Regions from separate parts of the Mus musculus genome. Here region 2 is linked to region 1. Evidence: chromatin loops called from intact Hi-C (ENCODE). Cell type or tissue: left cerebral cortex. All regions are shown on one strand.

The links. Hi-C counts contacts between places; a loop is a spot of excess contacts. Peaks named below come from ENCODE experiments on the same cell type or tissue, not always from the same donor. Only the 100,000 strongest peaks of a DNase experiment are listed, where the experiment ranks them.
Region 2: a loop joins it to region 1, with 6 times the contacts of the local background. A loop is called at or near these places in 2 of 42 quality-filtered maps.

What each region holds. Positions count from the first base shown.
Region 1 is chr11:91,422,465-91,430,464 of GRCm38, forward strand. No RefSeq gene overlaps it. Among named protein-coding and RNA genes, the nearest start is that of Gm38950, 140 kb to the right of the region's middle. In left cerebral cortex, no CTCF peak of the experiment used is centred here; DNase peaks (open chromatin) are centred at 4,485 and 5,202.
Region 2 is chr11:90,859,559-90,867,558 of GRCm38, forward strand. The region is part of intron 2 of 4930405D11Rik (RIKEN cDNA 4930405D11 gene); the gene reads left to right. It also overlaps the pseudogene Gm11516. Among named protein-coding and RNA genes, the nearest start is that of 4930405D11Rik, 59 kb to the left of the region's middle. In left cerebral cortex, no CTCF peak of the experiment used is centred here; DNase peaks (open chromatin) are centred at 4,630 and 5,007; H3K27ac peaks cover 1,059 bases.

The DNA of each region.
Region 1 (8,000 bases):
CCAAATTTAATCTGAGGGGAAAATCATTTATTTGATCTCACAGTCTTGAGATTAATTTCTGAAATAGGAAATGGAAGTATACTTGAATCTAGTTTTTTTGTTTGTTTGTTTTTTCCGAGACAGGGTTTCTCTGTATAGCTCTGGCTGTCCTGGAACTCACTCTGTAGAACAGGCTGGCCTCGAACTCAGAAATCCACCTGCCTCTGCCTCCCAAGTGCTGGGATTAAAGGCGTGCGCCACCACGCCCATCTGTGTATGGATCTTTTTATATGGACTACTTTGTAGCAGCTGGTTCTTAGAGGGAGATTGCTTTAGTTAGGTTGGGTTTGTGCATTGTTACTGCTATGGCTTTCTCTGCACACCAGCTATCTAATTCTCCAAGCTTTTTCTTGAATTTTGTGATGGTCCAGGTTGAATGGAAATGTGATTAGGCCAGTGGGTGCCCAAATTGCTGATATAGTAGTACTTGAGGGTATTTTCAAAAGACATTAACAGTTCAATTGGCAAACTGGGCAAAAACCAATCACCAAAACTAATGTGGATGGGCATCCGTCTCTCTGTTAAGTGTCTGTATAAAATTAAAGCAAGATGGGCAAAGGGTGACTTTTCTCTGCTTGAGCTGAGACAGATTTTTTTCTGTCACATGGACATTTGTATTTTTGTTCATATACCTGTCGGGTGACATTAGGACTCACCCATTTGTTAATGTTGATCGTCAACTTGATTGAATATAGTATCAATTAAGAGAAATGTTCCTGGGCAGATCTGGGAAAGCATTTCCTGGAGTAATTAGATGAGGGAGCAAACCCTCCCCCCACAGTATGGGCTGCCTTCCGGTGAGAGCACAGATGCAGATATCTGAAGACACATGGCTGTGCTTTCCTGCCTGCCTTCACTTCTCACAATGAGTAAGCTCATTTCTGTTGCTGCTTCCACCGTTAGCTGGCACCAGACTAGAACTTCCTTGGCTTTCAAAAATGGAACAAGGATCTGTGACCATCCAGGAAACCTTCAGGCCCTCTGCTCCATACTGGGGCAGTTGGGGAAGCCTGCTTCATGAACAGAAGTTATACTGGGTTCTTTAGCTCTCCAGTATATTGATGGTTATGATTGGATTACCCAGCAATTCTAATGAAACATGTGCATACACACAGGCATGGGCAGGCATGTGTACATGCGCGTGCGGATACATACATACACACACACACACACACACACACACACACACACACACACACACACACACCACACACAGAATTAGTTCTCTTTTACACCATATCTCTGTTGGATCTGTACCACCCTTTCAACTTCGTTCTGAGGCCTTTAGAACCACTTCTCTGGTCAGCTTCATGTGTCAGATTAAGGAACATCTCAGCTCTCAGAATTTTGTGTTAGATTTCTTATTTTAAACCTCTCTCTCTGTCTCTGTCTCTCTGTCTCTTTGTCTCTCTGTCTTTCTGGTCTCTCTGACTCTCTGGTCTCCCTGTCTCTGTGCCTCTCTCACTGTGTGTGTGTGTGTGTGTGTGTGTGTGTGTGTGTGTACATCTTTATTGCTCAGATTGCCTTCAGACTTGCAATGTTGTTCACCCTGTCCCTAAACCCATGGTGATTCTTTTTCTACAGCCCTCTGCTCAAGTTCTGGGTTTCCAGGTATGAAAGCGTGGGCCATCATTTCAGCTTCTAATTCTATTCTGATGGTCTGCCCTTCTTAAGTACTTTTAACCTAAGCATAACCCTGATTGACAGAAGGATGTCAAGGAGGTGAGTTTGGCATTGCTTGAAGACATTGGCACAAAGAACAAGAACTCATGTTGAGTTCCCAAGCTAACGCTTTGGGGCAGAATTTCGTGAAGCAAAGGTCTTTCTCCTCATCTTTCTTTTGCATCTCCTTTGTCCATCCAATCTGCTTGGCTTCTTATTTCTTAATATCACTTTTACTAGTTGTATCAATATCTATTTTAGTTTGACTCCATTCTGTCTGGTCCTATTCTAGGCTTCCTATTCAATGAAAGCATATATTTGCAGTTTCATTGCACTCATTGTATAAAGCATCAGATCACATATTTTAAGTGTTCAAGGAAAGAAAATAGAGACCTTATTTACATAAGTTCAATGACTATACTAGTATATATGCTTTAGTTATCAGTGGACATTATTTTTGTTAGGGCCATGGTCCTTCTTTGGAGAAAAAAATAGAACATGAAATATCTTCCCGCAGGCTCTTGTGTTAAAATACTCGGTTGCCAGCTGGGATACTTTTGTTGACTTTAATGCCTTATTTCTTTAGTCATCCCATTATTTCATTATTTATTTATTGCATATATCTATGTGTACTTATGTGCACATTCATATTGGTACCCTCAGGAACAACAAGAACACATGGAATCCACTAGAATCGGATGTAGTGGCAGCAGTGCCCAGTGTATGTACTGAGAACCAAATGCTGCTCCTCTGAAAGAGCAGTAAGGGTTCTTAGCTTCTGAGACATCTTTTGTGCCTGTGGGGATGCTTCCCTGGGAGGTTGTGGAACTTTATGAATGGTGTTCTGTTTAACAAAAACAGGTGGATGGGTGGGCCTTGAATGTGGTGTTGATTCCTGGTTCCTACCAAACTCTTCTTGCTTCGTGATCCTCCCAGATGTTGAAAGATGCATCACATGCTCCATTGCTATTGGTTGACCTATTTTAGTCACCCAGCCTTCTCGGTCATGATGAATTGATGTCTCCTGAAACAATGAGTTGAGATAAAACACCCTCTTTTCACCAGCTTTTGTAAGGTACTTGGTCACAGCTTTGAGGTAAGGGCAATGTAACAGAACAAAAATTGTTTTAAATATATTTGTGAGGTCAATCTAATTCCAACAAGAAGTTAATATTTTCTGTATTTAACAAAATGCATTTCATGAAGGTCAGGCTGTGTTTCTGTAATGTATATAAGACCACATATAAACACAGACTCGGATTAGTAGCAAATGTAAATTTAAGCATGCAAAATCCATTAGCTAAATTTGTTCCGTCAAGGATTAAAATAGAAAACCAATTTTTTTCCAGATTTTCCCAATTACTTAAATTACAGCGGTTGTTTCTAATATGCTTGTAATGAATTTGACTTTTGTAACACGATTTCTAGCATTCTGTAAAACGGAGTGACTTTGAACTATTCTTTCCTCTGCAATTTTTCCCTACCTAAGCAGGGAGCACCGGTTGGAAGTCATTCAAGGACCCAATAGCTGTCATTTGCTTTTTAACAATGGATATTTCATTAACACACTTGACTTCCTGTGAATTCCTTTTTGCCTCATAATAAGAGTTACCCTTCCCTTAACACTGTCAGGAATGGCTAAGTATGAAGGGTCTGGATTTGGACTGCCTGCCTGCATTTTATTCTTCAACATTACTTTTGTAAAGTGTTGCTATCTGGGGTAAAGGATTTGGGTTTGCTCTGTCTTTTTTTTTTTTTTTTTCCTTGTGTGTTTTATAAAATATCTATTTGTGAGTTGAATATAAGGACTAGATTTCTAACACCTGTAGGACATTTAGAATCATGCTTGGTGTTTAATCAACATGAAATAAAAGTTAATCCTTGGGGCAGATAGCATTGATTGTCAATTTGACACTATCTTAAATCATACACAACACAAGGTCCCAGGTCCACCTGTCAAGGATCATTGTGGCCAGGTTTGCCTCGGGCAGTGCCTGTGAAGGATTATGCTGCATAGATTATTCCAAGTGGGAAGACTTACCTTAAAAGTGGGTGGCACCATTCCCTGGCCTTGGATCATTGATTGAATAACAAGAAGAAATTTAGTTGACTTGGGGGAGTTTTTTCTCCTTCTTCCAGACTATGGATGTTATGTGACCAAGTTCCGTAAGCATTTATCAAGGTGACTGCCTGGTAGAGGTGGCCTGTACCGTGAGGATGAAACAAACTCTGTCTTCAGTAAGTTGTTCTATTCCGGGCATTTTAGTACAGCTGCAAGAGAAGCACCCAATTATCACAACCAAGCTCTCTGTGTCCTCTTTGCATTATTATTCTACTCATTGATAAACTTCCACCAAACATTGTTTATTTCCCCTTGTAGAAAAGGTGCTAAGGACCTAAAATATTAAGGTAGATTTAACTACATTAAGTTGAGTTTAGATTTGAGTATTCATTCATTCATTCATTCATTCATTCACTCTGCTAACACTCCTGTCTGCTCAATGTTAATGGAAAGCTATGTGGGTTTGAATGGTTAAATAAGTTACTCATTCCCAGATATTTGAAAGAAGCTCTGAAGAGGGCTCCCCTAGTACTCAGAGGGCAATAGGTGTGATTTCCAACCTGCGAGCACCAGCTAGCAAACTGCTGGATCTTCTCTGCGTGTGGACATTCTTGGCAAAGCCTCATAAGTGCAGGAGGAGGGAGCACGCAGCAGCTGTTTTGACAGCCTGGTGAGGGAGTCGGCCACAGATGCCAGGACTTGGGGTATAACACAGCCTCTCTGGTTGCCTGTATTCATATCCATCTGTTGCAGGTGGCATTTTGCCCAATCATAATGAAGGAATCAACCAAAGAGGATTTTATGAAAAATAACTATTTTTTTTTCCTCCTCTGAGTATGTGACCATCTGCCTGGGGCCTAGAAATACCTTGGTTCTACAGAGCACACTAACAAAGTCACACTGAACTCTCAATTCAGAGAAATAAGCGTATGATTGATTGGTTATTTCTGGACCATTTGTGGCTTCAGTTAATTTTTTTTCTTTTTTACATTTCAAAATATTGGCACACACAGAGAGAGAGAGAGAGAGAGAGAGAGAGAGAGAGAGAGAGAGAGAGAGAGAGAGAGAATGAACACATCCAAGGCCTCTGAAGTACCGAGGTCATTTGCATACATTATCTTTCTTAATTTTCATGATGTCTTTTAAAGTCCAACTAATATCTCCTTTTACAGATAGAGCATCCTCAACTCAAGCATTTTTCCAGGTGGCTTAAACCACTCCACATTTCTATGACGCTGTCTGGAGTCATGGATCTTACAGTTAAATCAGCCCCTTTCTAGTGATGTGGGTCAGAAGCTCTAAAAGTCCAAAGACGATTAATCCTAACACAAATGACTACAAAATCCATAATGATCTTCAACTCATCTCACTGCCAGATCAGAAATGTATTTAGTTGAAAACGGGCAAGGCTGGAGTGATGACTCAGTAGTTATAAAAACACACTGCTCTTCCAGGGGACCCAAGTTTGTTTCCCAGAACCCATGTCAGGCAGCTCACTACTCACTGCCTGAACCTCCAGCTCTAGGGGATTCAGCAAACTTTTCCAGCTGCAGCCCCCATGAGTACCCGTACTTATATGCACACATAATTAAATACAATTAATTAAAATAAAAATAAAGGAGATTCATTAACTTGGCTAGTGTCATCACAGTCCTCTTGACTGGTGGGAACAGGGATTGCGACACGAGAAGACAGACCACTGCAACCATTGCAATTTCCTGATTCCCATGGCCATAGCGTCTTTCCTCACATCCATGTGCAAGGAGCTTAGTCTCTATATATTTCAAAATCTTGTTTCTGACTTTGTCTTCAGTGGCTTTCCTTACAAGCTCAATCTTCTATATGACCTGCTTGTATATATAACTACTTCTGAAAACAAGGCTGAGTAAATGTTGGTTCTTACTTTAATAGCTATGGTCACAACAACCAACCCCCCCCCCAAAAAAAAAAAAAAACAAGCAAACAAACAAAAAAAAAAGCTTTAGGTACCTAGATTCTGTGAGATGACTTTCAAAACTTATAAATCTTTTCATCAATAAATTCTTAAAATTTTGATACACTGGGAAATAAGGTGTGTGTGTGTCTGTGTGTGTGTGTGTGTGTGTGTGTGTGTGTGTGTGTGTGTGTGTTTTAAAATGAAAATCACAGGAAATGCAATCACATGATGCCACCCTAAATTTGACTTATCAGCTAGTAAAATTATAGAGTCCTAATTTGGCTGAGATAATTTAAAGGTCTCGATTAAGAAGTAAAATAGAAGATAATGACAGAGTGGAATTGTCACATCCCCTTATACCCTGTGGGAGCCAGTAGGCACCAGTGGCTATTTCTATTTACTTTTAAATTAGCTGAGCGTAATCTTTAAAAACACATTTCTTCAGAGGACTGGTTTTCCTTGGATGATGGAATAGTTGGATATCTGATAGCACAGATCGTGCTCCTCTGGGTTACAGAAAGTTCTATTGGGACCATCTTCCTGTGACCTGATGGGGTGCACAGAATCTGCTTCTGGGTGGTGGGTGCTAGAGGATGTTGGAGTGAGGGATTCATTCCCTGCAGTGTAAGAGTGAAGATGCCACTTCCGAATCATGCTGCCTTAAACCAATTTTAGGGGCGATTCTGATCCGTTCTCGAAGTACCAAAGGAAAAATAAACATAAGTGGGCATTAAAGGTTGTTCTCCTCCCATACTCAATAAATCTAGCCAGATCAGTACAATGTGCTATATGTCAACATAGATTGATTTTTCAATTTCATAGCATGCCATTTTCTATGAGAGCAATAAATTATCAGTAAACAAAATCCAACAGGGTATCATGCAAAATAACCCGAAAATCACCCTTTTGCTTGCTTAATTGTGAGTTTGTTCGTTTCTGAGACAGAATTTTATGTGTTATAGGTTCACCCGGAACTCATTATGTAATGAAGGCTGGTCTTGAACTGATTCCGCTGTTCCTACTTCCTGAGTGCGTGTCACCATGCCTGTTTTGGGGGGTGCTACAGATCTCATCCAGTGTGTTGTATAAGCCAACCAATCACTATTTTGACTAAATACACCTCCAACTCTTCATCTAAATGGGAAATAATGTTTATAATTCTGGGATTATTTCAGATGACTTTCTATATCTATGCTTGGCCATATCTGTCCATGAAAGTTCTTAGTATTTGAATCTTACATATATTCACTCTTTGCTTTGGTAAGAGGTTGTGTCTTTTAACAATTGATGTTTGATAATTAATCAGTCCCATTCCAGCCTTGGTTTTTTTTTGTTTTTTGTTTTTTGTTTTTTTGTTTTGTTTTGTTGTTGTTTTTTTTTTTTTTTTTTTTTTTTTTTTTTTTTTTTGCTTTTTGGGTTTTTTAAATTTTGTTTTGTTTTGTTTTTTGTTTCCTCTAACTTCCTTGACAAGGAAGAAGAGTTAATGGGACTACCAGTCTCTACAGCTGTGGAGCAAGGGAAAGATAGAAGAAGGACTAACCCGTGTGTGGTTCTAGTTTCCTATTCTTCCCTCTTCCCTCAGAGTGTACACCAGTCAGGGAAGGATGGAGTGAAATCTGGAACTGATAGGTTAGGGTGATGGCGGTACGGCAGTGAATGCCAGGGGTAGGAATGTTACAACTCTTCAGTGTTAACAGCTCTTTTAGATGACATACAATGGAACAGCTCTCTCTTAAATGATATTCAATACAACCACTTGTGCTCGTACACTTTATTTATGCTGAACTTTGGAGAGTGGGGAATGGTTCTTCTTGGTGTAAATTTTCCTTGGCTGAGGCTTAAGGTTCTGGGCTTACTTCATTTGCATGGAGAGGAATCCCCCGGAACATGTAATTTTGCTAAGGACCATGTGACATTCCTCAGGTAGATGATTAGGGGTTGGGCTTCCCAAGTCAGGCAGAGAAAAGGAAGCCCCATAAGAAAAAGGAGTCCTCACATGGAGGCACTCATGACTCCAATTGCATATGTAGCAGAGGTTGACTTATGAGGCATCAATGGGAGGGAAGGTCCTTGGTCCTGAAGAGGCTTGATGCCTCAGGATAGGGGATGCTAGAGCAAAGAGGCAGGAACGGGTGAGTGGGTGGGGGAGCATCCTCATAAAATCAGGGGGAGGGGGAGATAGGGGGTTTGCAGAAGGAAAACCAGGAAGGGGGATAGCATTTGAAATGTAAATAAACAAAACATCCAATAAAAAAAGGAAAAAGAGAAAAAAAAGGTAAACTAAAATGGCGACACAGACTT
Region 2 (8,000 bases), 560 kb before region 1:
TTTTTAAATAACTTAATCATTGGAAGCAAATTAAATGGGAAGCTTACAATAGAGAGCCAGTGCTTTTTGCAAACCCAGATGGGACAGTCTGGGGTCTGCCCCTCAACCTAATCCTTCGCAAACAAAGATGGCCACAGCATTCGTGGAACTCTGGCTCAGGAAAGGGGAGACTGCTGGTTCTGTGATTGGAAGTCACCTTGCTCAGCACTCACTCCTGGTCAGCATCTGGGGCCCTGGTTTGCCGGTTCTGGTCATCACCCTTCTTCTTGTGGCCACAGATGATGTCATCAATCCACAGATGCAGAACTTCAGTCTCCACTGCTGTTTTGTATGTTTGTAGCTCCACAGCCAATGGCTCCCAAATACCCTGCTCTTTCATGTTCGCCAAGGTACCAGTCTCACCGATTCACACCCCAGGTCTCGCAACTCTCCTGTGTGTGCTTGGCCCGAAGGGAGGTAAGCAGACAAATGGTACTGGCCCCACAATTCTGGATCCAGGTCCGAGGCATGGCCTCTAACGCCTGAGCCACAGCTCTATATGGCCATTGTTCCACACCAGTCATGGCCTTAGATTTTTCTGTCAAGTCATGGGCCACGGCTATCTCAGAGGCTCCACAACCAGGCACCAGTTGAGGATCCAGTTGAACATTGCGGCACACTTGCGTGGCATCCTGGAGGTTGTGTTCTACTTCTGAGAGTATCTCTTTGCTGGCTCCTCTAAGAAGAATGGTGCAGGCCTTTGAGCCTTTTCAGTCAGTGATGAATGTAAAGTACTCATCTCCAATCGTCTTGATTTCCAATAAGCCTGCCCCTGTACCAACATCATCTTCTCTCAGTTCCTTGGGTCAGCCGACTATCCGTGCCCTACAGGCTCTAGCAAAGTGATTATTGTCTGTTTTCCAGACTCTATGAGTGGCTGTGACATTGACCCATATGAGGTAGTGCTGAGCTAAATCTGAGATGCCCTTTTCTGTGATGACAAGGTCATCACAGAATAATATCCTGTGCTGGATAATATCCTCACACAACTGCTGGATGCACTCATCTTTCATTTGCAGGATTCGGGTGAAATCCTCCTTTCGTGTAATCTCAATGTCAGTCTGACTTACTTTCTTGTACTCCAGAGAAGAATTCAGTAGCACAATTTGAGGATTCTTAATATAGCAGCTCATTACTGGATGGGTCACATCCTTGTTAATTATAACTCCGTGTAAGATGCATGAGTCTTCAGTGATGCCCCCAGGAATCTTTTCTACCCTCGAATACTTCTTGATGTCATTTTTTTTCTGCCATTCTCTTCAAACTGCACAGTCTTAACAGTATCCAGTGCAATGCTGCATGCCAAAGAGGATCACCAGTTGATGACATTTGTAGTAATAGAGCTATTGATGATGTTTAACATCATCTCATAGTTATTGACATCAACAGGGGTACTGATTTTCTTCAGAGTGTTGATCATATCACCCAGTGTCATGCGATAAGCACTGATTACCACTGTTGGGTGCATCTGCTGCTCTAAGAAATGCTCAGCCACAGACAGCATCAAGGATAACTACTGATGTGGTTCCATCTCCAACCTCTTCATCCTGGGTCCTGCTAATTTCAATCATGGACTTTACTGCAGGATGCTGGACTTGAATCTCTCCAAGAATGGCATTGCCATCATTGGTCATCACGATTCCTCCCATTGGGTCCAAAAGCATCTTCATCATAAATTAAGGTCCCAAGCAGGTCCTGATGATGTCTGCATTTGTCTTTGCAGCGTTGATATTTCTAGATGGAACTTTTCTTCTGACTGAGCATGAGCACTGGATGGTGCATATAGACTTTGTGTGTGTGTCCCCTCCCCCACCCCCGGCTTTGAGCAGGTTGGCTCAGACCTGATTTGCCACAGTTGCTAGCTTACCTAGAATGGAATCTTCTGACTCAGGTAAGATCTATTGTCCTGCCACATCTGCAGTTTCCTCCAAGAAGCCACTACCTGCTCATAGGCTGAAGCTGTTTTCCTGACAAAGCAATGAGATCCTGGCGTGGTAGGGGATGGGTGTTCCCCCTTTATAGGCTCAAACTCATAAGCAAACATTGGGCCTTGATCAGAGAACTTTGTCTTGGCTCATTATTTCTCTCACTGCCTTTCCCATCCAACCCCATCTTTCCTTTCAGGAATTTAGTAATCCATGGCCACTGGCGGCTACAAGACTTTGCTGTTTGCTAGTGAATTTCTTCTTTCCTCTTCAAAAGCATAGCCAATATTTATGAAGTATACTTTACAAGTGGGTCATAGTGGAACTGAGTTGACAAAGATCTTGTAGACACTGCTGAACTAATTGTATCACTAAAATATCTATTGGGGACCTACACAGCTTTATTAATAGGCCCACAATGTTGCAGGAAACATGGTTTTAAGAACGGAGCTACTCGTTTAAGATCTACACAGTAACTAAGTTCCAGATCATCTCTTTCACCTCAAAACCTGTTCTTCCTCCAGCGATTGATAGAAAATAGAGCATGGACCATATATGTGATTTAACTGGTTTCACTTTGTCTTCATAGATAGAAGTTTCTAGCTGATCATCAGTATTAACTGGGAGTTGCACATAAATGCATGAATGTTCAGATTAGCAGAATCAAGATAATACTAAAATTCTTGCTCATAAAGATTACATGTGATATAAACATGTTCTGAGGTACCCATGGTGATCTGGTACAAATACATTATGTCCATCCTTTGTGAGCACTGTGTGCAAGCTCATGCATGTGCACATGTGTGTGAGTGAAGTACATGTGTGTTGTGGGGGTTGCATGCCATGCCACATGTGTGGAAGTCAGAGGACAGTTTTGTGGAGTTGGTTCTCCCCTTCTACTTTTCCCCTGGGTTCCATTGTTGACATGGTTGACCTCAGGTTGCCAGGCTTTTGGGGAAAGTGCCTTTGTAGGCTACAGCACCTCAGTAGCCCATATCATTTCCCTCCTAATATAAAAGTAAGTTGTAATTGATAGACTACCGAAAGTGCAACGAGGAGATCATATTAAGAAAATTTGCAAATGGAGATGATTACTGCTTCCTATGCATTTGAATGGAGAGTTACAACAAACCTTCACATGTGAAAACATAGATTTCAGGTTGAGATGATAGAGTACATTGGTTACTTTTTATGTTGCTAGGAAAAATACCCAGAGAAGCAACTTACAGGGGGAAATACTTATTTGGATTCACTGTTTCTGCCCATCACAGCCGGGGAAGGCATGACAGAACTCTTCACAGCAGGAGCCTATGAGAGCTGTCTCATAACAAACCAAGAAGCAGAAGGGGTGGGAGATATGGCTCAGTGGGTAAAGTGAGAACCTGGGTTTGGATTCTTAGCACCCACATAGAAGCTAGTCTCCATGGTGCACATTTGTAAACCTAGCACTGGAGAGATGCAGACAGGAAGAGTCCTAGAGTTTATTGGCTACCAGCTCAGCTACATCGGTGAATTCAAGGTACAGGAAGAGACTGTCTCAAAAAATGAGGGGAAGAGTAAGTGAAGACAAAGATATAAGATATTGGTCTCTAGACTCTACATACACATGCAACTGTATACACATACAGACACACAGAGACACTCCTCTCTCTCTCTCTCTCTCTCTCTCTCTCTCTCTCTCTCTCTCTCTCTGTCTCTGTCACACACACACACACCCACATACAAAGGCAGAGAACTTGGTGTTGAACCAGTAGATAATAACTTTCCACATCCACTCCCAGTGGACCATTTCTGCTAGCTAAACCACTTGTCCTAAAGGTTCTACAGTGTTTGAACTTACATTTCCTGCTGGGAACCAAATGTTGAAATACATGGACCTGTGGGGATGTTTCACATTCAAATCACAGCATCCAATGGCAACATTCTTTCATGTTGAACAGCAGGCTAAAGTGGACATTTAAGTGGAACAGCTTTTGACATTATCATCACCTATCTAAATAAGCCCTATACAATGAGTTTAATCTTAGAATAATTTGTTTGAATTTGCAAATGCATGGGACAATTTATTGTCTAAACTTTTTATCTATTAAAGGAAAATGTAATAATACTAATGTGAATCTTGGAGTTGTCCAATAACTATTTTACACTGTTGTATACTTGGCACTTCGAGATATTGAATCATGGCTAAGCCTCTCCCTGTACAAATCCTTCTCTTCATCTTGCTACCACCAAAGGAAGGCTACTCCTCAGATGCTGCTATTAATTGCCAATAATTTTGATTGCCTATGGAACATCCAGAAACATGCAGACTCTTCAGGCTGACTCTACCGCTGGTGTTTATAGCTTAGCTGAGCTTCATCTTATACCATGTAGAGTCACTCTGACCAGTTATTTCTCAAAGAAAAGAATTTGATATAGATATCAGAACTTGCTAATACCCTAGGAGATTAATTTCCTGTGACAGTGCATGAGACAGATGGTATCTTCTTATCCTTCAACTGTGTTCTGAAGGGTGAAGGTTTTTTTTTTTTGCAGTTTTTCTTCTTTCAATCTTGCTTAAACTATTTCTTGTGAATGAAGCGTTAAAATAGAACTCACTGCCTACTCCACTTCTGCTTAGAAACCTGTCTTTCAACTCTTTTGAGCTGTATCCCTCCTTCAAGCCTTTACACTGCCCACTTCTCTTCCTAAGGCAGCCACACTCTCTGCTGTGCTCTGGTCGTACACCTCCCACAGACTTTATGTAACACTGAAAAGAAAGGACTTTCCTCACCACCACGCCTAAGGTAAAAGTTATCTTACAAAATTAATTGGCTCTCTTTTTCCTTAGCCATTAGCAAAAAAGAAAAAGATTCATAAGTCTGCTGATTGAAGCGTATTTATTAAATATGAATTATTTAAATGATAAGAGAAATGCATGCTTGCTATAATGATTTAAACATTCCAGAAATGTTTAAATTAAAGTCAACTTGTTCTCACCCAAGCTCCACTTTTTCCAGTTCAGTTAAAAATATTACACACTAGCCAGGCAGTGGGAGGCAGAGGCAGGCAGATTTCTGTATTTGGAGACCAGCCTGGTCTACAGAACAATCTCAGGACAGCCAGCCCTAGACAGAGAAACCCTGTCTCAAAACAAAACAAAAACAAAACAAAACAACCCCCCAACAAGAACAAAAACAAACAACAACAATACCAAAAATTGATACTTAAAGTTCTTTTCATTTTAACTTATTTATGCAAGTCTATACCAAGCCTATAACTATGTAATTGTGTTATAAAAGCATAGTAAATTTATTTTTCCATTTTTATTAGGTATTTAGCTCATTTACATTTCCAATGCTATACCAAAAGTCCCCTATATCCACCCACCCCCACTCCCCTGCCCACCCACTCCCCCTTTTTGGCCCTGGTGTTCCCCTGTACTGGGGCATATAAAGTTTGCAAGTCCAATGGGCCTCTCTTTCCAGTGATGGCCGACTAGGCCATCTTTTGATACATATGCAGCTAGAGTCAAGAGCTCCGGGGTACTGGTTAGTTCATAATGTTGTTCCATCTATCCATCTATAGGGTTGTAGATCCCTTTAGCTCCTTGGCTACTTTCTCTAGCTCCTCCATTGGGAGCCCTATGATCCATCCATTAGCTGACTGTGAGCATCCACTTCTGTGTTTGCTAGGCCCCGGCATAGTCTCACAAGAGACAGCTACATCTGGGTCCTTTCAATAAAATCTTGCTAGTGTATGCAATGGTGTCAGCGTTTGGATGCTGATTATGGGGTGGATCCCTGGATATGGCAGTCTCTACATGGTCCATCCTTTCATCTCAGCTCCAAACTTTGTCTCTGTAACTCCTTCCATGGGTGTTTTGTTCCCAAATCTAAGGAGGGGCATAGGGTCCACACTTCAGTCTTCATTCTTCTTGAGTTTCATGTGTTTAGCAAATTATATCTTATATCTTGGGTATCCTAGGTTTGGGGCTAATATCCACTTATCAGTGAGTAAATATTGTGTGAGTTTCTTTGTGAATGTGTTACCTCACTCAGGATGATGCCCTCCAGGTCCATCCATTTGGCTAGGAATTTCATAAATTCATTCTTTTTAATAGCTGAGTAGTACTCCATTGTGTAGATGTACCACATTTTCTGTATCCATTCCTCTGTTGAGGGAAATCTAGGTTCTTTCCAGCTTCTGGCTATTATAAATAAGGCTGCTATGAACATAGTGGAGCATGTGTCCTTCTTACCAGTTGGGGCATCTTCTGGATATATGCCCAGGAGAGGTATTGCTGGATCCTCCGGTAGTACTATGTCCAATTTTCTGAGGAACCGCCAGACTGATTTCCAGAGTGGTTGTACAAGCCTGCACTCCCACCAACAATGGAGGAGTGTTCCTCTTTCTCCACATCCACGCCAGCATCTGCTGTCACCTGAATTTTTGATCTTAGCCATTCTGACTGGTGTGAGGTGGAATTTCAGGGTTGTTTTGATTTGCATTTCCCTGATGATTAAGGATGTTGAACATTTTTTCAGGTGCTTCTCTGCCATTCGGTATTCCTCAGGTGAGAATTCTTTGTTCAGTTCTGAGCCCCATTTTTTAATGGGGTTATTTGATTTTCTGAAGTCCACCTTCTTGAGTTCTTTATATATGTTGGATATTAGTCCCCTATCTGATTTAGGATAGGTAAAGATCCTTTCCCAATCTGTTGGTGGTCTTTTTGTCTTATTGACGGTGTCTTTTGCCTTGCAGAAACTTTGGAGTTTCATTAGGTCCCATTTGTCAATTCTCGATCTTACAGCACAAGCCATTGCTGATCTGTTCAGGAATTTTTCCCCTGTGCCCATATCTTCAAGGCTTTTCCCCACTTTCTCCTCTATAAGTTTCAGTGTCTCTGGTTTTATGTGAAGTTCCTTGATCCACTTAGATTTGACCTTAGTACAAGGAGATAAGTATGGATCGATTCCCATTCTTCTACATGATAACAACCAGTTGTGCCAGCACCAATTGTTGAAAATGCTGTCTTTCTTCCATTGGATGGTTTTAGCTCCCTTGTCGAAGATCAAGTGACCATAGGTGTGTGGGTTCATTTCTGGGTCTTCAATTCTATTCCATTGGTCTACTTGTCTGTCTCTATACCAGTACCATGCAATTTTTATCACAATTGCTCTGTAGTAAAGCTTTAGGTCTGGCATGGTGATTCCGCCAGAAGTTCTTTTATCCTTGAGAAGACTTTTTGCTATCCTAGGTTTTTTGTTATTCCAGACAAATTTGCAAATTGCTCCTTCCGATTCGGTGAAGAATTGAGTTGGAATTTTGATGGGGATTGCATTGAATCTGTAGATTGCTTTTGGCAAGATAGCCATTTTTACAATGTTGATCCTGCCAATCCATGAGCATGGGAGATCTTTCCATCTTCTGAGATCTTCCTTAATTTCTTTCTTCAGAGATTTGAAGTTTTTATCATACAGATCTTTCACTTCCTTAGTTAGAGTCATGCCAAGATATTTTATATTATTTGTGACTATTGAGAAGGGTGTTGTTTCCCTAATTTCTTTCTCAGCCTGTTTATTCTTTGTATAGAGAAAGGCCATTGACTTGTTTGAGTTTATTTTATATCCAGCTACTTCACCGAAGCTGTTTATCAGGTTTAGGAGTTCTCTGGTAGAATTTTTAGGGTCACTTATATATACTATCATATCATCTGCAAAAAGTGATATTTTGACTTCCTCTTTTCCAATTTGTATCCCCTTGATCTCCTTTTGTTGTCGAATTGCTCTGGCTAATACTTCAAGTACTATGTTGAAAAGGTAGGGAGAAAGTGGGCAGCCTTGTCTAGTCCCTGATTTTAGTGGGATTGCTTCCAGCTTCTCTCCATTTTATTCTAAAACATTTTCACTTTAGCTTATTGTGTGAATATACTTCAAAGTAACATTTTAAAATATAGCTCATTTATGGGCTGGTGAGATGGCTCAGTGGGAAAAGCCACTTGCTTCCAAGCCTCATGATGTGAGTTTGACCCTCAAAAGTCACACTGCAGAAGTT